Regions from separate parts of the Homo sapiens genome. Here regions 1 and 3 are each linked to region 2. Evidence: chromatin loops called from intact Hi-C (ENCODE). Cell type or tissue: lower leg skin. All regions are shown on one strand. Links, peaks and the distances in the headings refer to the core of each region. The heading gives the core; the rest is flanking DNA.

Region 1 (9,998 bases), core at 675-8,674, 51 kb after region 2:
AGTGAAACCACAGTGTTGGCTTACTTTGAAAAATATTTCTTTTTTTTCAGTCCTGGTTCACCCATTCCCTTCTAAAACCCACCTACCATACCAATACATTCAGTTCCACTCAACAAATGTTTATTGAGCATCTACTATGTGCTGGGACCATGCTAAGAATCCAAGGTGCGTCAGTGAAGGAAACAGAGAAAGACCCACGGCCCACACAAAGGTTACATTCAAGTTGCGTGAAACATAAACCATAAAATATAGATATGTTATAATAAACAGATATTACATGCTTTGTTAGAAATTGGTAAGTGCAAGGAAAACAATATAAGGTACGGGGCATGGGAGTGAGGTGAGTTGCATTTTCCTACAGGGAGGTCAGGGTAGGCCTCACTGAGAAGGTGACATTGACCAAATGTCAACAAGGCAAAGAAGCGAAGCATGAGAGCATCTGAAGAAAGGGCACTCCCAGCAGAGAGGACAGCCAGTGCCAAGGCTGACGGGGATGGGCACATAGGGCAAAGGGGCTGCTGTGGCTGGAACAGACTGCTGTTCAGGGAACAGCAAGAGGCCAGAGGGAGTGAGCAAAGGGACACGATTAGGGAATCACAGGTAGACAATGGTATGAAGGATGTGGTTTTTATCCTTAATATCCTTGGTGATGGGAAACCTCAGGAGGGTTTTGAGCAGAGAAATGAGATTTTCAAAGGATCACTCTGGATGCTGCTGGGAAGAGACCAAAGGATGCAATAATGGAAGCTGAGGGAGGGTCTGGAGGTAGCTGCACGAATGCAGGTGAGAGGCAATGCAGGCTTGAACAAGGGTGGTCGCAGTGGAGGGGCAGGAGGTGGTTGGCTCCTGGAGAGAATTTGAAGGTAGTTCCCACAGTCTTTCCTGATGCACCAGATGGGAGAGGAGTCGGAATGGCTCCAGGGCTTCCCACTTGAGCTGCAGGAAGATGGAGTGGCCATTACCTGAGACGGGAATGGCTGCAGATGGGCTGGATGTGGGGCAGTTAACCAGAAGGTCAGTGTTGGATTGTTCACTATGGGAAATCAGGTAGGCAGTGGATTGAAGAGCAAGAAAGAGTTCTAGGCTGGAGATAAATGGAAACATCATCAACATATTTAAAGCCATGAGACAAGGTGGGCCCCTCGGAGGACTGGGTATAACCAGGGAAGAAAGGGGGCCCCACGCAGAGCCCAGGATCCTCCAGCACGACACTGTCAGAGCAAAGAGAAGGAGCAAGCAGGGGAGATGGAAAAGGCGAGCAGCAAGGAGGAGGGAGACCAAGAGCACCCGGTGTCCTGGAAGCTGGTGATGAGGACTCGCCACGTCAAGCAGGAGGAGAACAAGAACTGCCCACAGGACCCAGCCACAGGGGGTGGTGGGTGCCCTGAGAAGGGCCATGTGGGTGGAGTGGGGGTGCAGAAGTCTGATGAGACGGCATTTGGGAAAGAAGGGAAGGATTAGGACGAGGCAACAGACAAGTAAAACTCTCGTGCGGGGTTCCACCAGAAACGCAACAGGATGGGGCAGCGGGACGGGGAAGGGGGTCAGGGAAGGGGTCGGGGAAGGTGGTGGCCATTTCTGGTCAGGTGGAAAATGGCAGCGTGTCTGTGTGCTAATGGGGTGATCCAGCAGAGGGGACAGCAGGTGGTAGGACGAGAGTGAGGCCACATCAGGAGCTGTGGAAGAAGAGCTGGAGTCAGTCCAATACCAGGGGTTCTGGCACCACGGGGGCCAAGTGGCTTCTGCCACAGTCACAGTAGAAGGCAGAGTACGGAGGTTTGGGGGCTGGGTGTAGGCGTGTATGGTTGGGGGAGTCTGAGGAGGCACCCCAGAGAGGCAGTGGGAGCAGCCAATGCAATGTGCTCCCACAGCTCCGTCAGCAGGTGGCTGGGGAGGCCACAGGGCAGCTTAGGGTCACCCCGTTTCCACCACTTTTCACCTATGTAACCTTGAATGAGTTGTTCACCCTCTCTCTCTCTGCCTCAGTTTCCTAATCTGTAAACCTGAGCAACTGCAGGTCTCTGCCCCCGGAAAACTCATTGAGAGCATGTAGATGAGGCAATACCTACACAGCCCCTAGCTCAGCACCTGCCCATCGGAATCCTTCCTCTCTGGGTGCCTGCGGTGAAGCCCCGGCCCGGCCAACCTGGACCTCTCCATTCCCACTCTGGAGCTAGCGCTGGGTGTTCCTGGGGAAGCACTGCTTGGCCTCCTCACTCATGCTTTCACATTGTTTCTCACTCTCACATCCAGACAAGACAGCACCAGGAAACCCACGCTGAGCTGGAACCCTCCTTCTGCAACAAACAAGCTGGGAAGGTCCTGGGCAAGTTGTTACGTCTCTCTGAGCCTCGTTTGCATCCCACATAAAAGAGGAGGCAGGATTGAATGAGCTCTAAGGTTCCTTCAAGTTCTAGATTCATGAAATAATGTTTTTTCCTCAAGAAAAAGAATTATTCATTGTATAAAGAAATACACACCTGTAATCCCAACTACCCACTGGCTGAGGCAGGAGGCTCGTTTGAGGCTCGTTGAGTTCAAGGCTGCAGCGAGATCAGGCCACTACGCTCCAGCTTGGGTGACAGGGTGAGACCCTGTCAGAAAAAAAGAAAAGAAAAGAAGAGGGAAGGGGATGGGAGGGGAGGGGAGGGGAGGGGAAACAATGGGTCTCAAAGAAAATCCTTTAAGAACACACAGAAGCAGTAGGGAGAGCCCACGCCTGTCCTCATTTGTCCCTGGAGCTGTGGGCTGTGAGCTGATGCTGTGAAGGCCAGACCCAAAGCCAGTCACACAGAGGCAGCAGCTGGACCGGCCTCGCCGACTGAGACCAGTGGCCACACAGACACACACCTGACAAGGTAGACCACGAAACACAGACGCAGGCCTACTGCCAAACAGACGACTTCTCCCTCAAAGCACAGTCATCTTCAGAATGAGAGGCGGCCCATCCTATGGAACCGAGAGGCGTGGCTCTTAAATTTGGGCTTCAAAAGACAAGCTCAGTCCCTGATTTTTTCCACCTGAGAAGGAGGCTTTTCTGAACATGACCCAGTGCGTTCAGAGCAGCCAGGATGAGGAAACACATCTACAAAGAAGCAGCTTAATCCAAACACAAGAAATGGTATGCAAAATAGGATATCAGACGTACTTTTGCAATTGAACATGGTCAAAACCATTTTGCAGCAAGTAACTTTTCCTGAGTTCAAGTAAGAGTTTAGTCCAACATTTATATGTGACACAGCCATGTGAGGCCTCTTCTCTGAGTACAAAGTAAAGTCTGGTAAAGTAAAAAATTAAAAGAAAAATCATTTCTATAATTAGGAGCAAGATTACTTTGCATGTCACGTGACCATGGCTGAATGGGCAAAACTAACGAAGTACCTTGGTTTTATACAACCCTGCAACACAGGCTCGCACAAACCTCTGGGTAGGAGGCAGCGGAGCAAACTGAAGGCTAAACAGCAAACCACAAAGTTCAGTTGTTCCTCGGCCAAATGAGACATTCAATGAAGATGAGCTTGGCTCAGGCTTGGGAAGTGGACGCAGGACCACCCTGCTTCACCAGGGCCCACTTTAGGGCTCTGAGCCCGAGGGGTCCTTGAGAGCATCCTGACTTGACTCCAACTGAATTCCCAGAAAGCTCCCAGAATCCCACATGAACCCCATCTGAGTTCAACTGTCCTTCAGTTTGAACTGAGAGCCCTAAAGTGCTCCTGGGGCAGTGGCTGGTCCCCATTGATCAAAAACAAGGGACAGTTGGGGTGATGAAATGAGAGAGCAGCAGATGGCTCAGAAGGGATGTCCTGCTCGCTAGGCAGGTCAGCAGTGTGGGCAGTCTGTACAGCAGGTCAGAATGCAGTGGTTTCTGAGCCTAATTTATACATTTATAAGAACTCTGTCCAGAGCTGGGTGTTCCTCAGCATGTGAGCTGCATCCACTGCGGGGACATTTCCTCGGATGAAACTTGGGTTGTGTTGAGTACCGAGCCGATAACATGGACTCAATCCCAGCTACATCCAGCCCTGTGAATGAAGGAGCTGGGGTGAATTTGGTCATCCCAGGCTTAGCTCCAAAAAGCACAAGGACTGGGAGCTGAGGTGGAGGGGACTCGACAGGGATGGAAGGATGCCGGCTCCGAGACCTCATCATCAGTGTCCCCTCCTAAGGGAGGCAGCACGTGGGAGTGGTTCAAGTCAGGGGCTGCCCACCAGATTCTGACAGTGCTCGATTTTCATTCCCGCTCCTATGCCTACTGGCTGTGAGCCTTGGGACAAGTTTCTGTACCTCTCGCAGCTGCTGTGTCCTTGCCTGTAAAATTAGGATGGTAACACCCATCATGTCATAGGATACTGACCCCTGAAATGCAAAAATCCAGGTGTATGTCAAACACTTAGTATGAAGAGTGTGCGTGCCCAAGAGACGGGCCTATTATTGCCTGGGGCACCAAGTGGGAACTAATCAGTGACTTCATGAACACCGACATTCTGGCGTGGATTTCAGCACTGAAGAACAGCATCCTCTGTCCCGCCCCCTCTTCCAAAATCTAGCAAAAACTATCCCCACGGGTTATCTGAAACTTGTCCGGATGTGCCTCTGGGCTCCCCTCAGACAGGCGGACAATCTTCCCCCCGGGAATTCTCTAGAGCCTGCCAGTAGTCCAAGAGAGTCCGAGGCTTGATGAAGTGGCAGGCCACGATCCTCCTGAAGAGGCATACGGAGAAGCGTAAGCCCCCTGGAAAAAAGGTCGGCTGGGAGTGGAGCTCCTCCAATCTGATGTTCAGCCTTTCGAGGCAGAGCCCCACAAACACGTCTTCCAGTTTAATGTATGGGACGCTCTTGGAGACATTGTACACCTGACTCGCCACGTCGCCAGAAAACACGTAGCCGGTGCCGGAGCAGAATGGTGGGTACCTGTCCCACGGATATTCAGATTTACTGACAAACCACTTGCTGAATGGCTGCCTGATGGGAAACTCATTGAGTTTCAAGAAGCCAGTGAAAAACCTGGTTGTTCTGTTTTTCTTCAGAAGCAGTTCAGTCAGATAGTCAACATTGATGAACATGTCTGAGTCTGTTTTCATCACAAACGCCGCCTGAGGACAAAAGCGATGGACCCATTCTATGCCCATCATGGTCTTCAGGGTCAGATTGTAATAGACGTCTAGGAAATCCTTCTGGATAATGTCCCCGTGTCGCTGGCTCTCCTGGTCCACCTCTTTCGTTTCCGCTGCACTGCTGGTGGTCCCCAGGAGGAAGAATGTCTTCAGCTGCTTTCCCTTCACCATCCTCTCTTTCCCCCACGTCTGCCGGATGGCCATGCGCTCAGCCAACTGTTTGTGGGATGAGGTCACCAGCAGGACGAGGAAGGGAGGTGTCTGCCTGCAGTCTGTATCTGGGAGCTTAAGGAAGTTCCCGTCTTTCTTGTAAACAAAGGACTGTTCTTTGAAAGGATTTAGACTGTACATGCTAAAATACAAACAAAGAGCCCCCAGAACCAGAAGGCAAATATACATCAATCTCATCTTCGGGAAAGCCATCTGAAAGGAACAAAATCCAATGATTAGACCTCAAAAGCATGAGGATGTGTCTAGTTTTATGCTAGGAGGCTGAGGTGGGAGAGGAGACCCGTGTTTTGGAAACTCTAGAACCTCGCTGCATACAGAAGTCGGGTGCTGTGTGGTTAAACAGTTAAGCACAAAGGTCTAACATCTGCCAGCATCTGTCACTTCATGGTGTAAGATAAAAAGCTCAGAGATTCTGGGCATTGGTCCAGGCTCTGCAGCCCTTAACCTACGGGAGTCTCCAATTGCCTGTCTGTAGGGATATGGCACCAGGTCCCTCACTCGGTCCTCCAGCTCTGCCCTTCTATGACTCCATGATGAAGCGCAGCAAAACAAGCTGCAGGTCTGGAAACCACGCATTGTAGATCTAAATGTATGGACCACTTGCATTCTTCTCTGATCTAATTAAGCAGCATTCCTGCTCCCAGAAAAAAGCAAGTCCAGTGTTCTGATGTGCACAAGTACCTTCAAATTCTGTCTCTGCCAGAATTATTTTTTTTTAAGTTACTTTTTACAGTCTCTGATCTGATTCTTTCCTGTTCTGCCCACCCGTCTCTGCTATCCTCGGCAAGTTCAGGATCATCCATGGTAACGTTATAACATTAAGAAAGCGTATAACTCACTTTTTGCTGGGTAAGAGGAACCTCTGGTTTGAAAGCTAAAGCCACAGTGTAAATGCCAAGAGGAAATTTGTCTCAAAGAACTGTCAGTGTAGAATGCTCCATAATTATCAGGTTCTGGGCTTGGTTTGTTTACCAAAAATGGTGATTCTGACAGGAATCACTAGGAAAAAAAAAAAAAGAGTGTCATTCAAATCACTCGTGCCTTACCAGCAGGCCTTCACAATTTACCGTGTCTGTAGCGTCACCTTCCAACCTACTTATGTGACTCTGAGCACGCATTTGAGCCCCAATCCCAGCCTCACTTTTCTCATCTGTAAAATGGGTATGATCAAGGCAAACAAAGTCCACAACAGTAACAATATGCCAATCCCCCAGAATCCTTCAAGCCTAATAAGTTAGGATAGCACCTAGCAGCTTTTTAAAGAGACATGATAAACTCATAAATTAGAGTCTCACTTCTCATCCTGATAATTTACCTTATTTACATAACAGAGTCTGTAGTTAATGCTGAGAGAATTTAACACAGAGAATAAATCCAATTCTTAACACAATAGCGGCACTTTAAAAATGTTACCCTGGGTGAGAGGACAGAGAGGACAGCAAGAAATGAAACTGAAAGAGTGAAAAGCAGAGTTGGTTTGGGCTTTTTAATTTTAATATTTCAGAGACCTGATGTCACTCTGTCTCCCAGGCTGGAGCACAGTAGCACAATCATAGCTCACTACAGCCCTGAACTCCTGGGCTCAAGCGATCCTCCTGTGACTTGGGTCACAGCTTCCCAAGTAGCTGTGACCACAGGCGCATGCCACCATACTCTTCTAACTTTGTATTTTTTGTAGAGATGGGGTTTCACTATGTTGCCCAGGCTAGTCTCAAACTCCTGGGCTCACGCAGTCCCCTGCCTTGGCCTCCCAAAACACTGGAATTACAAGGGCAAGCCACTGTGCCCAGCCAAGAGCTGGTTATTTTGATGGCCAAAAGAGCACCTGAAAATTTCATTGTCAAAATTCTGTTCTACATATATTCGCCAAAAGCAATAGGAATATAATAATGGAGCTTTCTAGAACCAGCTCGCTCTCCAGGGACTTCTTTCCTGGAGGCAAACTTAGCCAACTACCTGCTCTGCTTGGCACCCCTGGGGAGTTCCTGCCCAGCTCCTGCCCCCAGCAACTTCAGAGAAATCACAGCAGAAGGCAAGCAGGAGACCAGAACTTGTCTGAACTGGTGCTCCAGGATGCTGCAAAGTTTCTTTCTTTCTTTTCTTTCTTTCCTTCCTTCTCTCCTTCCTTCCTTTACTTTTCTTTCTCTTTCTCTCCTTCTTTCTCTCTTTCATTATTTATTTGCATGGCTAAGATATGCAGCTGATTAGGGGGGTTGGGGGACTGCTTTCTCCCCCACAATACATTTTAGAGAGAAACATAAAAACCAAGTGCAAGGGAAAGAAGATATTTTTCTACTTTGTTTCCTTGCTTGAATAATTCTGCTCCTTTTCTATGGGTTGCTTTAACAGTAAACCTTAAATTCTCATTCTCTCTGATGTGCCTCTCCTCAGGACCCTTCACAGGGCTCTAAATTCCCAGGGATGGGCGCTCACCTCATGCAGTGCATTGGCCAAACTGTTTCCCAGGAGGCAGAGCAGGTGCCAAACCCAACTGGCAGAGCAGGTGCCAAACCCAAATGACCCGGGGTCATTTGTTTTCATGGGCAGTTGAACATTTTTCCTGCCTAAAGTGGAGTTACCACCAGAAGTCACAGCTCAGAATCCTCATATATGAGACATCTGCATCTTTGGCTGAGTCTGTATTGGGCCTAAAGAGGACCTGGGGGCCAGCCTTCCACTGAAGGAGGAGGTAGGGGCACCTGCAGCACCAGCAGACAGAGCCTGGAAAGGGCAGCCTGTGTCCCCAGATCCTAGCCACCCCAGGCCAGCTGCAAAGCAGAAGCCCTCAGCACAAGCTAGCTCTGCCTTACCTGGGACAGAGCCATGAACAGGCACTATCTGTGCTACAGAAGCCCTACCTCCAAACACATCTAGACCACCAGGCTGTATGGCCTGACCAGCCAGTCAATAACGGAATGGCAGTTTCTCCAGCAGATTCTGCACTCCAGGTGTATTAGTCAGGGTTCTCTAGAGAGATCGAATCAACAGGTTATGGATAGATAGAAAGATTGATAGGTAGATTAATCAAAAGATAGATAGGCAGGTAGGTAGGTAAGTCGGTAGGTAGACAGATAGATAGATAGACAGACAGATAGATGAGAAGAAATTTCTTAGAAGAATTGGCTAGCGTGATTACGGAGGTTGGGAAATACCGTGACAGGCCATGCAAGCTGGAGACGCTGGGATGCCAGGAGTGTGGCTCAGTCCAAGACCAAGAGCCTCAGAACCAGATATGCCAATGGTGTAACTATCAGTCCAAGGCCAAAGGCCTGAGAACCCAGAAACCTGCTTGGTATAAATCCTCGGGTCCAAAGGCCAGAGAGCCTGCAGCTCTGATGTCCAAGGGCAGGAGAAGAAGAATATCCCAGCTCCAGCAGAGAAAGAGGAATTCACATTTCTTCTGCCTTCTTGTTCTATCTGGGCCCAGTCAATGGATGGTGCCTGCCCACATGGAGGGCAGCTCCTCCCCACTCAGCCCACTGACTCACAGCCAATCTCCTCTGGAAACACCTTCACAAACACACCCAGAAATAATGCTTTACCAGTTCTCTAGGTATTTATTAATCCAGCCAAGTTGACACCTAAAAGTAACCATCACACCAGGCTTTGCTCTGTAACTCATGAGCAATATAGATGCCAGGAGAGAACCTTGGAACTGAAGGAGATAAATACAGTGCAGAACGTGTAGACCTCCCTTCTCCTCTGCCTCTGCCTGCTGCAGGCTCCTCTGAGTGTATCCCATCTGCTGGCTCCCGCCCTCTGCCTAGGTCACTGCCCCCCTTCTGGCCATAGTGCCTGAAGGGCAAGGGGTATGTCTTACATCCCTCCTGAAACCCCAGAGAACTGTGCACAAGCTGGTTGCTGGGTACATTTTGAATTAAAGTGGAACAAGTAAGTAACACACAAAGCTAGAGCCGTCAGGATAGGGAAAGGCTCTCTAACGGGAAATCTGGGCATCAGCATCCTACCCGCACAGGCACGTGCAGCGTCCTGGGACTCTCCCCAGGCCAGGTGAGGAGACCTTGCCTTAAGCCTGACCTGAGGCTACAGGGCACAGAGACAAAGGAATCAGAAGTCCACCTCTCTAAGGACTGGAAAACTGAAGGGGGGGTCTGGAAAGTTAAGTTCAAGATGCACTTCCTGGACCTGAAAGGAGAGATCTGGAGTGAAGGGACAATGGCCAAGCCCCACTATGAGGCCAGAAAGAGTATGCAAGGACAAAGCACTCAGCTCAAGGGGTCTCCAGGGGCTGTGGCCCTCGGTGGAGAGGAAGCTGGTGAGCATTCTGAGCCCCGTGAAGGACGTGGCATCTGCACTGGTCCTTGAAGGGGAGGTGTGATGTAACAGGTGGAACCAGGGGATGGGAATTCCAGACCAAGGAAACCCGGGGAGGGTGTTGGCAGTCCTGAGTGCTAGAGTCTGCTTTCAGGACACTCGCTCCAGATCACTGTCTTGTATCCTTGGAGATTCTCACCACCGCATAGGCCTTGGGAGAACAGAACAGCATCACCAGGAACGCAGAAGGAACAACATCAACGTCCCTGCTGTCTGAACAACCCCACGGTTCTCAAATCCAGTGAGTGTCAGAATCACCCGGGAGGCTTGTTTAAAACCCAGGTTGAAAGGTTCCATCTCACAGAGATTCTGGCAGGT
Region 2 (9,998 bases), core at 1,030-9,029:
AATAGTCAAGGCAATCTAAGCAAAAAGAACAAATCTGGAGGAATTATGTTACCTGATTTCAAACTATACTACAAGGCTACAGTGTCCAAAATAGCATGGTACTGGTACAAAAACAGGCATATAGACCAATGGAACAGAATAGAGAGCCCAGAAATAAGGCTGCACATCTACGACCATCTGATCTTTGACAAAGTTGACAAAAGCAAGCAATGCGGAAAAGACTCCCTACTCAATAAGTGGTGCTGGGACAACTGGCTAGCCATATGCAGAAGATTGAAGCTGGACCCCTTCCTTACACCATATACACAAATCAGCTCAAGATGGATTGAAGACTTAAATGTAAAACCCAAAACTATAAGAACCTTGGAAGACAACCTAGGCAATACCATCTTGGACCTAGGAACAGGCAGATTTCATGACAAAGACACCAAAAGCAATCACAACAAATGCAAAAATTGACAAATGGTATCTAATTAAACTTAAGACCTTCTGCACAGCAAAAGAAACTATCAACAGAGTAAACATACAGCCTGCAAAATGGGAAAAACTATTTGCAAACTATGCATCTGACAAAGGTCTAATATCCAGCATCTGTAAGGAACTTAAATTTACAAGAGAAAAACAATCCTATTAAAAAGTGGGCATAAGACATAAACAGACACTTCTCAACAGAAGACATACATGCGTCCAAGAAGCATATGAAAAAAAGCTCAATATCACTGATCATGAGAGAAATACAAATCAAAACCACAGTGAGATACCATCTCACACAAGTCAGAATGGCTATTACTAAAAAGTCAAAAAAATAACAGATAATGGCTAGGTTGCAGAGAAAAGGGAATTCTTATACACTGTTAGTGGGAGTGTAAATTAGTTCAACCATTGTGAAAAGCAGTGTGGTGATTCCTCAAAAAGCTAAAAGCAGAACTAGCATTTGACCAAGCAATCCCATTAATGGGTAAATACCCAGAGGAATATAAATAATTCTGCCATAAAGACGCATGCACATAAATGTTCATTGCAGCACTGTTCACCATAGCAAAGACATAGAATCAACCTAAATGCCCATCAGTGACAGACTGGATAAAGAAAATGTGGTACATATACACCATAGAATATTATGCAACCATAAAGAAGAACAAGATCATGTGTTTCGCTGGAACACAGATGGAGCTGGAGGCTATCATCCTTAGCAAACTAATGCAGGAACAGAAAACCAAATACTGCATTTTCTCACTTACAAGCGGGAGCTAAATGATAAGAACTTACGAACACAAAGAAGGAAACAGCAGACAGTGGGGTCTGCTTGAGCGGAGAGGGTGGGAGGAGAGAGAGGAGCAGAAAAGATAACTATTGGGTACTGGGCTTAATATCTGGGTGATGTAAAAATAGGTACAACAAGCCCCCATGACACGTGTTTATCTACGTAAAAAACCTTCACATGTACCCCCAAACCTAAAATAAATTTTTTTAAAAAAAGAAAAAAAAATTCTCGTTTTTAGAGTGGCTAGTAACAAAATGAAAATAAAATAAATCACACAAACAAATGAGTCTAAGCTGTGGTAAGGGGTGGGGACTTATGGTTGGACCCCACCTGTGCGGTGTTTGTATTAGGGGAGGGACGAGTCATGAGGGAGGGCACTTTCAGGCTGGATGATGCCTCCTCCGCAGTGGTGCAACTAAGCACTGAGACAGGTACTCACTGCGGGCTCTAGTGCACGACCCTCCTGACACCCTCTTGGGAAATGAGTGCATGGGAGCCCCCACAGTTTCCAGGTTCCTACAATTATCAGTGTGGATTGAAATGGTTTCCTTCATTGTAACCGCCAGGTGGCACTGCAGGGTGATATACTGAATGAGAAAGACTTCCTATAAAATTTTACTTTAATAACATCCCCGGGTTGGTTCCCTCCCCAGCCACCCCCCCACACACACCCACATTTCATTTGATTCAGTGAGGTTGGGTAACTCAGTAATCCGGTGAATTCTCACCCTAAAGTTGGAAGAAGACTGTAAATTATGCTAATTATAAAGCCCGTGAATGATCATCTTCCAGCCATATTTTCTTCTTGCATAAAATGAAATTGTATTTATACTTCCATAATCCAAGCTAAAATTAGCCATAACACTCTGTGTACTATACAAGAGCAAGGATCTATTTTCTTATTTGTTTACAACGTATCCTCAGAATCTAGGACACTACCTGTCATGGATAAGCACTCAATGGAAAATAAATGGATGAAGGAATGAAGGAGTGCTAGAGATGATTATTAAGAAAATAAATACGTGGACCTCCATAACTTGGACTAAAACTAAGTTGGAATGCTATGGCTCAGATGAAAACAAAAGCATGTATTTACATTTAGAAAGAGGCCTTTATAGCATAAGAAATTATTAACTGGGCTGGTCATGGTGGCTCATACCCACAATCCCATCACTTTGGGAGCTTGAGGCAGGAGGATTACTTGAGCCCAGGAGTCCAAGACCAGCCTGAGCAACATGGTGAAACCCCATCTCTACTAAAAATACAAAAAATTAGCTGGGCATGGTGGCATGCACCTGTAGTCCCAGCTACTTGCAAGGCTGAGGCAGGAGGATCACCTGAGCCAGGGAGGTGGAGTTTGCAGTTAGCTGAGATGACGCCACTGCATTCCAGCCTGGGTGACAGAGTGAGACTTCATATCAAAAGAAAGAAAAGAAAAGAAAGAAAGGAAGAGAAGGGAAGGGAGATGAGAAAGAAAGAAAAGAAAGAAAGAACGAAAGAAAGAAAAGGAAAGGAAAGGGAGAAAAAAGGAAGGAAGGAAGGAAGGAAGAGTCCTGGCCCAGGCCCATCAGGCCCGTAGACTCACCCAGTGGGTGCTTCCCCATCCACCATGTGTAATTGGGGTGGGCACACTTGACAGTTGGTAGAACCCACAAGTTATGGGCTGAATTGAGTCTTCCCCCAAACAAAATTATATATCGGAGTCCTGATGTTCAGTACCTCAGAATGTGAACTTATTTGAAAAAAGGGTCATTGCAGATGTAATGAGTTAAGATAAGGTCACTAGGGTGAGCCCTAACCCATGTGCCTGGTGTCCTTATAAAACAGAAATTTACACACAGACACACACACACAAGAAGGATACCACGTGAAGAAGAAGGCACAGACCCCAGTGATGCTTCTATAAGCCAAAGCTCACCAGCAGCTGCAGCAACCAGCAGAAGCTGTGGGAGAGCCTGGAGTAGATCTCCTCTTGTGACCTCAGAGGAGCCAGCCCTCAGGCTTCTGGCCTCCAGGACTGAGACAATACATTTCTTATGTTTAAGCCACCCAGTGTGTGATACTTATTATGTCAGCCCTAGTAAACAAATACACCATGTATAGATTCCTTGTTCTGCAGAGTAAGAGCTATCACAGTGGGGTAAGCCAAGCAAAAACTTATGTTTGCCTTCAGGCCAAGACAGTAAATCAAAAACAATATTGTATCCCAAGGGAAACAGTAGATGCAAGGGAAGCAAGGCCAATGGATTCCATCATATCCCTTTTTCATTCACTAATCAGGCTGCTTCCAAGCCACAGACATCTTAGAAGGTGAAAGTGAAGTACTGCAAACTCACCTAAGTGTAGTCCCAAGCACAGCTGCTGAGCCCATGTAGAACTTTTTCTAGAGCCAGTGACCATAGACAAGGCACACAGCCAAGCAACCGATGAATGCGGTTTCTCCTCTTTATCAGCAGAGAGGAGTAGGAGCAGCTCGCGCTCACGTGGGATGGATAGCAGTACTCATTCACAGCTCTTCCCAGGGCGATGTTAATTCTCCAGCTCTCTGTCAGGATACAGGCTGAAAAGACCGGGACCTTGTGGACATTCCACAGTGCATCATGTTGGTCCACTATGTGGACACATTAAGGCTGAATGAACAAAATGCAACAAGTATGTTGCCAGGAGGTGGGAAGAAAGATAAGAGAGAAACCCTATGAAGATCAGGAACCCCATAGATCAGTATGTTTGTAAGGATCCAGTGGTCTGGGGCTTGCTGGGACATTCCCTCTAAAGTAAAACATAAAATTATTGCACCTTACACCTCCCACCTTTAAGAAGGAAGCACAAGGCCCAGCAGACTTCTCTGGATTCTGGAGGCAGCATTTCCCACCCTTGGGAACATTGCTGAAACACACTTATCCTGCGACATGAAAGATGCCAGTTTTGCATGAGACCCAGAGAAGGAAGAGCAGGGCAGCAGGTCCAGGCTGAGGTGCAAGTGTCCCTGCTGTTGGGCCCATACAGCCCGGCAGGCCCTAGTGGGAAAAGACACCAGGTGGCAGTTAAGACAAGTCTCAACAGGAGAATCACAGCACAGACCCTTAGGTCTAGAGCAAGCTCACATCATTAGCAGCAGAAAAATATGCACTATTTGAAAAAAGCTTTGTCCTGCTACCTAACCATGGCAACAAGGACCATGCAGCCAGCCCACCATGACCTGGGTTCAGGTCAGGACCCCCTAACTCATAAGGTCAGACAAGCAATCTGCAAATAATTCTCATGATGGAGCACCAGTAGGGCCAGAAGGCACTTGTAAGTTGCAGTGGCAGGTGTCCGAGACACTCTCCCACACCCAGCCCTGCCTGTCATCCACCACTTCTAACCAGTGCTTTCCCTTCAGTTAACTCCTGTGACCACACGGTGGCAGGGAAAGGGGCTTGTCCCTTTTTACCTGCTGAGCAGGGAGGGAAATGCTTGGTTCACAGATGGCAGATGGGTAAACTTGCTACATGGTACTAGCTGAAAATGGACTATTCCTGCACTACAGCCCCTGATAATTCAGGGTGCCCCTGAAAGACGTAATGAGGGACTTCTTCCCAATGTCATCTACTTGGAGCGGAAACAAAAGTGGCCCGAGGTTAAAACACATATAGATTCACTGGCAGTGGTGAATGGCTTGGCTGGTTGTTGAGTGACTTACAAGAAGAAAAATTCAAAGTTTGGGACAAGGAGGCCTGTGAATGGTCCTGTCAGGATGAGCATTAAACATAAAGATGGTCATGTTCTATGTTAGTTTCCCCAAGACAGCATTCACCGTGGAAGAGACATCAAACAACAAGGAGGGAGAATGACTCAGCCAGCCGAGGTTCAGCCCTCCTCACTCACTGCTCACTCCAGTAGTGGCCCAATGAACCCATGAACGAAGCAGCTGTGGTGACAGGGAAGGAGGCTATGCATGGACCCAACAGCATGGTCTCCAACTCACCAAGGCTGATCTAGCTACTAAATACCCAACCTGCAAGCCACAGAGAACAACCCTGAGCCCCCAGTATGGCACAATCACTCAGAGACCAACCAGCCAGTCTGGAAGGGAATGATTCTGCTTGACAGGAATTAACTCATATCCTGGTGGGAGTTTGGCTTTCCTTTCCACAGAACTTCAGGCACCATCACTATCCGAGGGTTTACAAAACGTCTGGTCCACCCACGTGAATCCTGCACGACTTGCCTTTGGACCCAGGGACCCGCTTCACAGCAAAAGAAGTTTGACAGCGTGCAAGTGAGCATGGGTTCACCAGTCCTATCACATCCCGCACTGCCCTGGAGCTTCTGTCCTGATAGCTCAAAGAAGCTACCCTTTGAGGATACAGCTTGGAGATAATCTCCTGCAAGGATGGGGCACTACACTCCAAGATGCAATATTCTCTTGAAATCAATAACAAAGGCATGGTATTGTGTCCCCAGAAGGTCTACCATGAGTATGGGATTCAGTGGCTGGAAGGAGTGCTGCCCTACTTATGATTGCTCCCAGTGGCTCACTTAGAGAACTGTGCTTCCCATCGTTGCAGCTCCCCAGAGGGGGACTTTTCCCACTAAGGGACACAGCGAGAGTCTCATTACACATTAAGCTGGGACTGCCTCCCTGACACTTCAGGCTTCTTTTGCCATACAACCAGCAGCAAGAAAAGGTGTCACCATCTGAAAGGATTAATTGGCCCTAATCATTAAAAAAGAGGCTTCTGGTGGGGTGCAGTGGCTCACGCCTGTAATCTCAGCACTTTGGGAGACTGAGGTGGGCAGATCACAAGGTCGAGAGATCGAGACCATCTTGGCCAACATGGTGAAACTCTGCCTCTACTAAAAATACAAAAATCAGCTGGGCATGGTGGGGCGCACCTAAAGTCCCAGCTACTCGGGAGACTGAGACAGGAGAATCGCTTGAATCCGGGAGGTGGAAGTTCCAGTGAGCCGAGAGATCGCACCACTGCACTCCAGCCTGGCGACAGAGTGAGACCCGTCTCAAAAAAAAAAAAAAAAGAGCCTGCCGTTGCACATGGAAGGAAGGAAGAACACCTTCAGCACCCACATGATCCACGGAGGTGTTTATTAGTCCTTGCTGACTGAATATTGATAACAAATGGAGGGCACCTCAGTCGTGAACCAAGGAAGGTATGGTGAGCAGAGGAAGGAGACCCCGAGGGATGAGAGTCTGGGCAGCCCCCACCCTGGACCATCAAAGTCTAAGTCTAGCAGTGCTAGCTGGGGGTGAGGAGAATCAAGACTGGGTAGTAGATGCGGGAGGTCATGAGTATCTGTCATTGTCCCAAGATCACTTCAGCACAGAGACATCAGTTTGTCTCAATAACCTTTCCATTGTAGGTTTATCCAGGAAGAGACCAACCAAGTCCCAGACGAGCTCTGCCCACATCAAGCGAGCTTCTGGAACGTGGCGGAATGCTGCAGGTGGACTGCAGTGGTTCTGTGGTATGTTGGCCAACTCCTGCCCTCAGTTCAGGGTGCGCATTCCTCAGACGCCAGGGGTAGCCTGCATCCAGTGACTGCATCCAGTGATGCTAGGATACAAAGACCCAGTCCCAAAACTTTAATTCAAGGCATCTCTGAAATGCCACCCAAGCTTCAAAGCTCTCCGTGAGATCAGCTGAGGCCTCAGTTGCATCCCTATTGCACTTTAATTTCTCCTGCGGCATCCTGCTCCCTCCCTCCCACACAGGGGCTGTTCCTCAGAGCCATTCCCAGTCACCACCTGCATGCACATCTCCATCTCAGAGTCTGTTTCCTGGGAATCCTGACCCAGGGCAATGTCTGAAGCCCAGACTCTGGAGACATGGGGCTATGAAGGAGCATGAGGGTGAAAGTTCAGGCTCAGACCTGAGATACATTCTCTCTACCATAGGACCCAATGCATAAAGCTGATAGCTGGATGTCTAACTGACTCTACTTTGCAGTTTTCAGCCATTCAGAAGGGAAATGCACCTTAAAAATCCCAGCACTCCCGATTCCCTCATTTACTAGTTGTGCAATCTTAACGAAGCTACTTGACTTTTCTGAGCTTCTCATCTAAAACAATGAAATAACAATCATTAACCACCCATTCAGTTGTAATTATTAAACGGTCTAATCAGTGTCAGTTACTTAGCACAGTGCCTGGCATATTGCTAAAGTCCCTGAAGTGTCAATCCATTATCCTCGGGTGGGCAACAGATGGAACATCCCTTATTTTTACATGCTGAGTATGTCTGAATTTAATTTCTATCTCAAGCTCTCCTCACGTCTTCTTAGAAGAATGTTCAACATTGATAACTGAAGGTCAACTCCGTTCTCTGGGTCAATTCAGCCAACCAGGGGTTAATTGCCTCCTACCTCATGCTCAGGGTGGCATCCGGTTGCCATCGGCCTTAGATAGCATCTAGGTGTGAGAGGGATCGTCTGTGGCTCAGGTGTCATCACGAGCCAGTCTCCACTGGGACACATGATGCCTGTCTGGGTCTTGGCCAGCGTCACCTTGAGGCGTCTGCCTTCTCTCTGGTTTCTGATGGTTTTGTCAGAGGAGTTTGAAGCAGAGCACCTCCATCTTGAATAGAAGCTGGGTAAAATAAGGATGAGACCTACTGGGCTGCATTCCCCGGAGGTTAAGCCATTCTTAGTCACAGGATGACATAGGAGGTCAGCAGAAGATATAGGTCATAACAACCTTGCTGATAAAAGAGGTTGCAGTAAAGAAGCTGGCCAAACCCACCAAAACCAAGATGGCAACGGAAGAGACCTCTGGTCGTCCTCACTGCTACACTCCCATCAGCACCATGACAGTTTACAAATGTCATGGCAACGTCAAAAAGTTATCCTATATGGTCTAAAATGGGGAGGCATGAATAATGCACCCCTTGTTTGGCATATCATCAAGAAATAACCATAAACATGGGCAACCAGCAGCCCCTTTCACTTTACTGCATGGACTCGCCCTGAATTCCTTCTTGCACGAGATCCAAGAACCTTCTCTTGGGATCTGGATTGGGACTCCTTTCCAGTAACATCTTGGACTGTTGCTTCCCCAGAGTGGATTCCCTGGTAAAGAAACGAGGTTTTCAAGCTGATGAGCTCTGCCAGAGTAAACGTGATAAACATAGTAAACTGTGAGATTTGAACCACACTTTTAGGCTTCCTAGTTTTAGATTTTTCATTTGGTCAAGTGACTTCCTCCTCACAGGTTGTGTAGATGGAAGAGACAAGGAAGGAAGTCAGCCACCCTGTGGAGTAGCCAGGACTCACCATGTGTAAGCCATGACCCCATGCTGAGCTTCTGGCCCAAGGCAAGTGCTCCCAATATTTAGGGCCTGGCAACGCTCATTGCATTGTTTTGTATTAATAGATAAGCTTAGAAAAGTCAAGTTGTTTCCTTTACATTACTCAACTAGTAAATGGGGAAACTGGGTGCATTGGAATTGCTTAGATGCATTTCCCTTCTGAATTTTTAAAGACTGAAAACCAAAGAGTAGGGTCAGCTACTAGGTTTTGTTGATGTGGTTTATTTCAATTGACATTATTTCATTATGAATATTTCAAGACATATTGCTTTCCTAAGACCCTACACCTCCATCTGGCCACAGACACCAGATGGGAAGTGGACCTTTTCTACGTTAGAATGCAGGAGTGAATACACCTCAATTCTAAATGTGCACTTATGATGACACTGGGCTATGATGACACTGGTGTCTTAAAGTGATGCAAATTTCAGCATTAGCTACGAACCCCACCTGCCACCCAGCATCCTCTGTTGGCACTGCAGGTGGATGTGTGGTAGGGGCTTAGATATATCTCTTGGTGTCATAGAAGCGTGGCCAGCCAGCAATTAATTTAGTGTCCACCAGAGTTTTCCCTGGTCTTGCCATCTAGCTTGCCCATGTATTCTGAACCTGGGAACTGTGCAAATCATGCTTTATTTTTTTCACAGGGCACTTTAGTTCTTGGCTTCAACTGCTTTCTAGTTATGTTGATAAATTTCTCTTAAGACATGGACATCAATTTGTGATTTTTAAGGTAAACTTCTGCTCCTATTTTATGTCTCTCCAGGTCATTTGCATTATCAGTAAAGCAGTGAGTTTTAAGGGTTGATGTTACTCAACTAGCTGGTATTGAGCTTAGAACTTAAACCCACAGTGCAGACTTGTGAACACGTGTGAAGCACATTATGTTTAAATGGAGATGTTTCACTTCTTTTCCCTGAGCTGCCTTTCTTCCCCTTCTTTTCTTTAAACTTCTTGACAGAGTCATCTGCATTTCTACTTCTGTTACTTTATCTATTTATTTTTAAAATTATTATTATTAATTACACTTATAATACATTGAAAATACAGTCTCACGGTATAAAATTCAGACACTTTACATAAAACTGAAGTCGTTTTTGCTCACCACTCACAATATAATAGCTAACATTTGTGGAGTTTTTAGTCTATGCAAGCCTCCTAGAAGCACTTTCTGATTATTTTTTTTTTTACTTTGCTCAATGGTTTTATAACACATAGGTAATGTTATTTTATCCTTATGTTAGAGATGAGGAATTTAAGGCCCAAATAAATGAAATAACTTGCACGAAGTCACACAGTAGAAGGCAAAGCTTGGATTTGAGCCCCAGGAAGTTTATGACAAAGACTGTCCTTTTCAAAAAAAAAAAATTTCAACTTTTATTTTAGGTGCAGGGGGTACATGTGCAGGTTTGTTATATGGGTATATTGTG
Region 3 (9,998 bases), core at 667-8,666, 190 kb after region 2:
TCTATTTCTGGGAAGCTGGACCCATGGCCACAAGGGGCTAGGATCAGCCAAGGCCGGGCCTCTCTTATTCCCTGACAAGGCTATCAGGCTCTGTGGATTCCAAATGGCACCATCAGCATTTTTCCATGAGCTGGCTCTTGGTCAGTGACAGGACTGGAGTTATAAGATTCATCACCAAACCTTGTGTCCTCAAAGAAACCCTGGGGTTGAGCTGGTTTGATATGTCATATCCTTGGGTCATCAAAGGGAATGTACTGAATGAAGCTGTCATGGGCAGTGGCAGATTGGAGGTGTGGAGGGAGCCCTGAGGTAAGAGGGTGTTTGCAGGGCCCAGTTCCAAGGGGGCCACAAGGAAGCCGACCACCAGCCCGGCCTTCTCAGTTGGAGGCTGCTGCTGACCGTGAATGCCACATATGAGTGAGCACTGTGTCTTCCAAGTAGGGGCTTGGGATGTGCTGGGGGGTGACCTGTGTGATGGTGGAGGTACCTACTGGAGGCTCCAATCCAAAGTCAGACATGCAGAGCTCATGCCTGGGGACTTATGGATCCGCTGCTGGCTGTCCTGATAGTCACCACTTTCTACTCCCTATGGGACTGGTGGTGCAAGCCGTCAGATGGGGGCTTGAGGGGTCTCCCAAACTTAGGCTGAGGAAAAGAGGCCAAGGAGCCACCCTTCTCAGGGTCACTTGTGAATTTCAAATTTGTTGCATAATTGGGAGAATACTGTGACATTTTAGGTAAATGTCTGTCATTTAATGGAATGGAAATTTCTGTGCAATTCAGGCTGTGGGTCGGAGGGCTATGGGGGTGGGAGAGGGGAGAGTTCTAGGCAATAATTGGGATTTCTCTTTGTTTTGAGAATTCGACACGTGTTCTCCTTGAATGAACAGTAACAGATCTTGAAATAATTTCTTCCCATCACCATCAGACACCCGCCACCTGAATTTCCTTGGCTGGTTGCAGACGTTCAGCCACTTGGCAGGACCCAACATTCTCAATTCTTCTTCCCAAGCTGCCTTCTTATTTATCTATTTATTTGAGACCGAGTTTCTCTCTGTTGCCCAGGCTGAGTGCAGTGGTGTGTTCTCAGCTCAAACCCCTGCCTTCTGAGTTCAAGCGATCCTCCTGCCTCAGTCTCCCAAGTAGCTGGGATTACAGGCTCCCACCACCACACCAGGCTAATTTTTGTACTTTTAGTAGAGACGGGGTTTCATCATGTTGGCCAGGCTGGTCTCGAACTCCTGACCTCAAGTGATCCACCCCTCTCAGCCTCCCAAAGTGCTGGGATTACAGAAGTGAGCCACTGCACCCGGCCCCAAGTTGTCTTATTCGTCACATCCTCTGCCCTTCCTCTGACTTCCTATGGACGCTGCCTCATGTGGACGGGCGGACTGTGGGCTTGGGTCATTCCTGCAGGTCTTCTGGGTCCCTCGGACCCAGCAGGCTGCTGACTTCCCGCGCTCCTCTTCTCCAGTTGGCTTGGTCATTAACAGTCTGGGGTTGGTTGATTATGAAGCCCTGCCTCAGAGGTTCTAGAAGCAGAAGTGCTCTGGGGATCCCCGTGGCCTCTCAGTGTGGCGCGGCAGCTTTCAGAGTCACTCCCACGCCCTTTCCCAGCAGGTGTCTTATGATGTGCAAAGGCCGCAGGGCCATCCTCATGCCTATTCAGCAGGCCACAGACCACTCGCATCCTTGTCTTTGCTGGCTGGCATCCCTCAGGGTTATCCCTGCGTGGTGCTGGGAGGTCTCTCAACAGTTTGTACCCATGAGTGATCAGGAGGTCTTCGGCACTGTACATGGTGCCCAGCCTCATTGAAGCTCCACCACTGGAATGCTGGTGGAGGCAGGACCCAGCTCCCCTGGGCTGTTGGTGTTAGCAAGTGCAGGGACTTCAGCATCCTTCAAGGCAGCAGGCTGGGGGAGCTTTTAAAAAGACTCTAGTTCCTGGGGCCTAACCAGAATCTGACTGAAGAGCCACAAACTGACTGAAGAGCCCTTGGGCCTTAAGTGAACGTTGGCAGGAGCCTGGCAGTACTCCTCGTGGGCCTGTGGCAATAGTGGCCATGTGACTGAGGCTCCTCTGCCTGTTGAAACGGGAGAGACTGTGTCTAATGATTTGAGTGCCAGCTTGGCTGCAGTACAATAGAATACTAGGTAGACTTCTAATGCAATTGGCATACTGAAGAATTCATCAGAGTTTTGTTCTATTTTTTTGAGACAGAGTGTTGCTCTGTCTCCCAGGCTAGAGTGCAGTGCAGTGATCTTGGCTCACTGCAAGCTCCACCTCTCAGGTTCATGCCATTTTCCTGCCTCAGCCTCCTGAGTAGCTGGGACTACAGGTGCCTGCCACCATGCCCAGCTAATTTTTTATATTTTTAGTAGAGATGGGGTTTCACTGTGTTAGCCAGGATGGTCTCGATCTCCTGATCTCGTGATCCGCCCACCTCGGCCTCCCAGAGTACTGGGATTACAGGCGTGAGCCACCATGCCCAGCCTCATCAGAGTTTTTTAATAGCAGAATTGATCAAGCAGAATAAGGAATCAGTGAGCTTGAAGACAGGCTATTTGCAAATACACAGTCAGGTTTTTTTCCAAGATGGCAGATCGGAGGCAGTGTTAGTGTGTCTCTCATATTTGGAAGGAAAGAATACTGTGTAGAGATTCACAATGAATTTTTTTTTTCCAAGAATCAAAGCAGGAACTTAACAAGAAAACCAAAAGAATCCACAGACCTTTGAAAGAAGTGGCAGGCTGCAGCCTACCCTATGAGACAAGTAAGAAACTGTTTAAGTCCCCGGAGTGTGAGAGGGGGAGAGTCTGCCTCCAGAGCACACACACCCACCATGGAATCTGAAAATCCAGGCCATGGGAGAAGGTCTTAACTCTACCCAGAGCTGGAACAGACTCAGGGAGTGACATGAAAGATAAAAGTGGAAGCAGCAGCAGGAAGTGCCTTGCAGGCATTCCCAGTCTCCAGCATGAACTGGGGGAAGCCATTCCTGATTATATCCCACAGGGGTCCTCAGAGAAGTCAGCCAACGAACTCAGGGAGGGGTCACAACTTAAAAGAAGCTTTCAACTGAATTAAGAAGTTTTCAACTGAATTTTATAATATAATCTCAGGTGGGGACAAATTCCCTTGAGCAGAATCTAGGGAGGGGTGAATGGCAAGTGCTCTACAGACACTACCCTCAGGAGCTGGGTACCCAGCCTTGTGGGCAGATGGGGAACAGTGTGACCTGAAAGCCAAGATTGCTATCTGTGCAGGGAAGCTGATGGCCTGGCGCAGCTCTGTGCACAGACTGCCTGGATCTAACCCAGCACTGTTAGCAGAGTACTGCAGGAGTGAGATCAGCCTTGCCAAATGCATGGGAGCTGCATGAGACTTACTGCTACCCACTTTTCCCCACTCCCTTTGCAAACTGTCCTGTGCAGCAGAGGCAGTTATGCTCCTCTCCAGAACATTACCCAAGCAGCATGAAAAAAATTTCCCCAACCCTTGCGGGAGCTGTCACTAACCCTGCTCAAGGAGAGTCAGAGTGCAGACCTGCCTAACCCTGCCCCAACCTGGTTGTGCCCCTCCACCCACTCTAGTAGCTTTACACAAAGGACATAAATTTTGGGGAGTTTTATAGCCTCACCCATTGCCTGAGAAACCAGAATACTTTCCCAGGGCAACTTAGGGCAAGCTCAAATCCCACTGTTACTACCACAGCTAGTGCTCTTTGGCAATCACCACCTCCTGGATGGAGGCCAACCAACACAGTCCATTGTAGCACTTCTGAGTAGAATAACACTGTGCCCAGGAAGGAGAAAACAGTCATGTGACCTCAGCTATCACCTCTGCATACAGCACCCTGGCTAACCAGAGGTCTTGAGTCTATCCACATGACAAGTTCACTACAATTATAACCAGCATTCAAGAAAGCCAACACACTAAGCCTATCTACAACCAAGGAATCTCACAGAATCCACATTGCTCCCCTGCCACCTCCATCAGAGCTGGTGCTGGTATCTACAGATGGGAGACTTGAAGACAGGTCACATTACTGGATCCCTTGTAGACATTTCCTAACACCAGCCTGGAATCTGGTAGCCCCACTGGGTGGCTAGACCCAGGAGAGCAATAACAATCCCTATAGTATGGTTCTCAGGAATTCCCATTTTTAGGGAAGAGGAGGAATACAACATCAAAGGGAAGAATACCCAGATGAAAGAATCTAAACAGCAGGTCTTGAGTCCCAGATCTATCCACTAATGGGAAGTTTCAGAGATACAATTGCATTGCTAGGGACAGTAGGGAAAGTCTGCCCCAGTAGGCAGGCAGCCTGTCTGTACATGAAGGGTCTTGGAAAAGGGGTTCTTGTTCTTCTCTGGTACACCATTGCAGACACAGCTGGTGCTTCTCTCATGGGTATGCAGCATGGATGCACCTATGGTCAGCCTTCTGGTACAATTCAGGGTGATAGCATCCCCACAGGAGGAGCACTCCTCAGATTTAGGCTTGCGTGGGAGGCAGAGTCACAACCCCTCTCTACTTGGAACATCAACATTCCTACAGATGAAAAGAAGTGCTTGTCTGATCTGAATAGCCAGAACACTGGGACAGGAGTGAAGCTGGGAGGTAAGTAGTTTTCCTGCTGGCCTGGCAGGGGAGCTGAGGTAGCTCCCACCCTTTACCCTGATAAAACCTTAGACATCTAATTGAGAGCTCCCTCAGACACCTTCATCAAGGCTGGAACCTGCGCCCACCACTGGGTATTACAGCTACCTACCTGTTTTAGCTACAACTGGTGTCTACCCAGGGTTACCTCCTCTACTGGCCTGAAGCCTAAATCATCAACTCAGTAAATAAAATGCTGGGGAAAAATCAAATACATTTAAAAACTGTTCACAATGGGAGAATGAGATAAGCTTCAAGAGATCCTTGCTATTCCAACCATGTAGGAGACAGTGAACTTGCCCATACACCAAGTACATAAATACTACAGCCAACATCTGGGAAAGCCAGCACACAAAGACTCTCTATAACTAAGGAACTCATACGGAGTCTTCCCCCCTAAAATCACCAAGAATCAAATTAGGCTATAATAAACTATAAACATTGAAGTCAGACCCTTAAGAGAAAAAAAAAAAGAAATTAAAGAAAAAAATACAGTCAAATACATTCAAGAACAATTTGAAAAAATAGTCTACCCAAATGAGAAAGAACCAGAGAATTAATTCTGGTAATATGACAGAATAGGGTTCAATAACACCCCAAAAGATCACACTAGCTCCCTAGCAATGAATTCAAACCAATCTAAAATCCTTGAAATAGCAGACACAGAATTCAGAAGATTGATTATTAAGCTACTCAAGGAGATACCAGAGAAAGGTGAAAAACAAAATAAAGGAATTTTTTAAAATTCAGGATATGAATGAAAAATTTTCCAGAAAGATGGGTATCATAAAGAAAAACCAATTAGAACTCCTGGAAATTAAAGACACACTTAGGGAAATACAAAATGCAGTGAAAAGTTTTAAGAATAGACTAGAACAAGTAGAAGAAAGAATTTCAGAGCCTGAAGACAAGGCTTTTGAATTAACCCAATCAGAATCAAAATAAATGAACAAAATCTCCAAGAAATATGGGATTATGTAAAATGGCCATACCTAGTATAACTGGTGAAGGAACTCAAACAAATCATCAAGAAAAGAACAAATAACCCATCAAAAAGTGGGAAAGGACATGAATAGACATTTCTCAAAAGAAGACAAACAGCCAACAAACATACAAAAAAAATGCTCAACATCACGAATGCAGGGAAATGCAAGTTAAAACCACAATGAGATGCTACATTACTGCTGCAAGAATGGCCATAATGAAAAAGTCAAAAAACAATAGATGTTGGTATAGATATGGTGAACACTTTTACACCACCAGTAGGAATGTAAAATAGTGCAATCACTATGGAAAACTGAATGGAGATTCTTAAAAGAATCTCCAGACTACATACATAGAACTACCATTTGACCCAGCAATCCCACTACTGGGTATCTACCCAAAGGAAAAGAACTTATTGTATGAAATGGACACATGCGCATGCATGTTTATAGCAGCACAATTCACAATTGCAAAGATATAGAACTAACCTAAGTGCCCATCAACCAACAAGTGGATAAAGAAAATGTGGTATATATACAACCACGGAACACTACTCATCCATAAAAAGGAATGAAATAATGTCATTTGCAGCAAACTTAGATGGAGCTGGAGGCCATTATTCTAAGTGAAGTAACTCGGGAATCAAAAACCAAATATCATGTGTTCTCACTTATAAGGGAGCACTAAGCTGTGAGGACACAAAGGCATAACAATGATATAATGAAATTTAAGGGATTGAGGGGATGTTTGGGAGGGGGTTGAGGGATAAAAGCCTACATATTAGGTACACTGCTTGGGTGACAGGTGCACTAGAATCTCACAAATCACCACTAAAGAACGTATCTATGTAAACAAAAACTACCTGTACCCCAAAAATTATTGAAACAAAAAGTGCATCAAAAATAAGAAAATACACAGAGAAGAAAAAAGAATAAAGAACAATGAAGCAATCCTACAGGATCTAGAAAGTAGCCTAAAGGGGTAAACCTAATAGTTATTAGCCTTAAAGAGGAGGTAGAGAAAAAGGTAGGGACAGAAAGTTTATTCAAAGGGAAGGTAACAGAGTTTCCCATACCTAGAGAAAGGTATCAATATCCAAGTACAAGGCAGTTATAGAACACTAAGCAGATTTAACCCAAAGAAGACTACCTCGAGGCATTTATAGTCAAATTCCCAAAGGTCAAGGATAAAGAAAAGATCTTAAAAGCAGCAAGATAAAAGAAACAAATAACGTACAATGGACCTCCAACAGACTTTTCAGTAGAAACCTTACAAGCCAGGAGAAAGTGACATGGCATATTTGAAGTGCTGAAGGGAAAATACTTACCCCAGAATAGTACATGCAGTGGAAATATCCTTCAAACATGAAGGAGAAATAAAAACTTTCCCAAAAAAACAAAATGCATGCTTGTACCAAAATATCTCATATAACCCATAAATATATACACCTATGTACCCACAAAATTTTTAATTTAAAATTAAAAATAATTTTTTAAAAAGCAGGGACTACAGAGAAACCTGACCTGCTACAAAACGAACTAAAATTCATGTCATGGGATTAAGACGCACTCATTAAACCATCCTCAACTAGAAGGAGTTGTTCTCTCAGCTAAAAATACCATGTGGGGCTGGTTGCAACTCTGGCACATCACTGCGTGGCAGTTGATAGCTCAGAACCAAATGAGTTATTGGTGTGTGTGTGTCCTTCCGCATCAGTGGGCAAGATATATCCAAGGACAACCAGGCTGGAAAAGGCAGGTGGCAGTTTTAGTATTTTCTCTCTGCAACCTGAAACTTCGGATCTGAGGCCACTGACCAATTTCTAGAACCCTGTGGGTGGACAGTGACCCAGTTCCCTCTGTAACTGGCGCTGGTGGTGGCGGCCACAGCTAGCGGCCCAAAGAACTGGAAGATGAAGGTAATGGAATAGACCTCTGATGGTGCAACTAAGAAAACAAAATAGGTGGATAGTAAGTGAGAAGGGCAAGGCACCTTGCACCAGGGCCCGAACGGCATCGAGTCTGAAGACAGAATGCGAGGACCAAAGCCAGGCGGAGGAGGCGCTCTGGGGCCAAGGCGCACACTGCCCACGGCCAGCCAGGCACCGTAGAGGAACCGTACTGTGGTCCAGGACCGAGAGGAAAGGGCTTGTTGGGAAGGCTGTTCGTGGCTTTGGAGTGGGACACAGGTATATCTCAGCTTCGGTTCAGCCATTGCCGAAGTACTGAATTGAAACCCGGTGCCTCAGTTTCCTCCTTGCCAGATAAAGATGGTATCCACCTCATCGGGTTACTGTGGCAACACACGAAGCCTTTAATACAGAGCCCGGCTCATAGCAGGCACTCCGTTAGTGTTAGTGAATAAAAATAATAGGAAAGCCCACACCCTGATTGTAAGCCTAGACTGTGAGCTTGATTCATGGGAGTCTGCCTCGGAGGTTTCTCTCACCTCCCCTGACAAGATCCGGGTGCTAAATCTACAGAATGCCGGACTGGAACCAGGAGCCCCCCAGGTTAAGCCCCCACTCCACGCCCCCTCTATGCTACTCACACCTGTCCACCTGAGCCCCTCCCCAACTGGAATCTTCCACACCTGAGTACATTTCCGCATCATTGAACAATCTCCTGACTTCTGATTTGGAAAACAGCCAGATGCACTGATACATTTTAAAGATTTCCCAACTCAGTTTTACTACTTCCAAGAAAGTCCTTCCAAAACAAAGTAGTGAAAAAGCCAAGTAACCTAGACAACTGTGAAAGGAATGCCTTTGTTAGGATCGTGAATATATTTCCAAATATTTGGACATATGTTCTATTCGAACTAAAAGTCTTGCGAAAGAAAAGGATAATCAACCCCTTCAATAATCAGAGTTCTGTTTTTACTTATTTGATAAGATAGAACCCCATTAGAGGCTAAAAGACCCCGTATCTTTATCAAAATTGTCAACATGCAATCAGTTGTTGACTGAATTTAGGCTCCTTTTGTATAATGCAAGGATGTGCATTCAAACAATAAATGCACATTTGGCCCAAAATAAAGTTATCTTGGATAAAAGCTTTATAAATGATACACTAATTAATTCACAAATTAATTATAAGTAGAGTTTTTGTCTATTTTCCTCCATCTGGTTGACAAATACCTCTTCCCACCTTCTAATGTCAACTAGCAGTACCCTGACTCGGGTTCACAGCCAGGGGACCTCGGGGGCAGCGACACCATAGCAAGAAGCTTGTCTTTTATCGCCACCTAATGGCCATTCTCTGTTATTACAATGTACCAGGCCCTTCACACCTACTTGCCGTGCTTGCACAGGTGTTAACAGTTAAATGAGGTGCGGTTTTTTTGTTTTGTTTTGTTTTGTTTTTGAGAAAGGGTCTTGCTCTGTCACTCGGGCTGGAGAGCAGTAGCGTGATCAATGGGCTGGGCTAGAGTGCTGGCTCAAGCAATCCTCCCACTTTGGCCTCCCGAGTAGCTGGAACTACAAGCACACGCAACCATGCCTGGCTGATTTTTGTATTTTTTGTAGGGATGGGGTCTTGCTATGTTGCCCAGGTTGGTCTTGAACTCCTGGGCTCAGGCAATCCACCCACCTCGGCCTTCCAAAGTGCTGGGATTACAGGCATAAGTCACCACACCTGGCCCGGGTAAATGAGTTTTGAAAGAAAACATTTGTAGGCTGGGCATGGTGGCTCACGCCTGTAATCCCAGTATTTTGGGAGGCTGCAGTGGGCAGATTGCCTGAGGTCAGAGTTCGAGACCAGCCTGTCCAACACGGTGAAACCCCATCTCTATTAAAAATACAAAAATTAGCCAAACATGGTAGTGCAGGCCTATAGTCCCAGATACTCCGGCAGCTGAGGCAGGAGAATCACTTGAACCTGGGAGACAGAGCTTGCAGTGAGAGTGCCACTGCGCTCCACCCTGGCGACAGAGCGAGACACTGTCTCCAAAAAAAAAAAAAGAAAAAAAATCTGTAAATATTTCCAAAGAATCTTTGCAGGCAATACAGTTCATTCTCTTCCTATACCTTTCACATTTCATTGAGAAAACTAAGAACTCAAAGACAACCACAAAGGAAGATTTCAGTCCAAAGAAACGAGAGGGAGCCCAGGAGAGGAGAGTGGGGAAAGGAGAGTGTATTGTTCAGTGGCTGGAAAAAAAATACACTCAAATTTTTGTGTAGTTGCTTTTCTAATTAAAAAAAAAAAAAAGGAAAGAAAAGAAACAGTTCCTTTGCGTGTTCAGGCCTCCTTTATACTATTAAACCAAGCTCTTTGAACTTCGATTCACTTCAGATCATCATGCAATTATTCCATTTCTCTGGTCTCTTTTGGTTTTTCTTCAAAATGAT

What was found. Hi-C counts contacts between places; a loop is a spot of excess contacts. Peaks named below come from ENCODE experiments on the same cell type or tissue, not always from the same donor. Only the 100,000 strongest peaks of a DNase experiment are listed, where the experiment ranks them.
Region 1: a loop joins it to region 2, with 4 times the contacts of the local background. A loop is called at or near these places in 2 of 110 quality-filtered maps.
Region 3: a loop joins it to region 2, with 5 times the contacts of the local background. A loop is called at or near these places in 101 of 110 quality-filtered maps.

The regions. Positions count from the first base shown.
Region 1 is chr21:39,656,099-39,666,096 of GRCh38, reverse strand. It overlaps B3GALT5 (beta-1,3-galactosyltransferase 5), which reads right to left. Exons shown (of 4, transcript NM_001356336.2): 3 at 6,185-6,344; 4 at 1-5,537. The coding sequence starts at 5,537. The coding sequence ends at 4,605. Among named protein-coding and RNA genes, the nearest start is that of B3GALT5, 48 kb to the right of the region's middle. RefSeq lists a cis regulatory region at 8,919-8,943 and a promoter at 8,423-8,944. In lower leg skin, for the core only: no CTCF peak of the experiment used is centred there; DNase peaks (open chromatin) are centred at 1,786, 2,196, 2,816, 5,296 and 1 weaker place.
Region 2 is chr21:39,707,822-39,717,819 of GRCh38, reverse strand. LOC107985499 (a long non-coding RNA gene) reads left to right here. Exons shown (of 3, transcript XR_001755056.2): 3 at 6,626-6,707. It also overlaps a transcript of IGSF5 not described here. Among named protein-coding and RNA genes, the nearest start is that of IGSF5, 32 kb to the left of the region's middle. RefSeq lists an enhancer at 9,933-9,998. In lower leg skin, for the core only: no CTCF peak of the experiment used is centred there; DNase peaks (open chromatin) are centred at 5,325 and 7,749.
Region 3 is chr21:39,517,383-39,527,380 of GRCh38, reverse strand. It overlaps the pseudogene JCADP1. Among named protein-coding and RNA genes, the nearest start is that of SH3BGR, 70 kb to the right of the region's middle. In lower leg skin, for the core only: no CTCF peak of the experiment used is centred there; no DNase peak of the experiment used is centred there.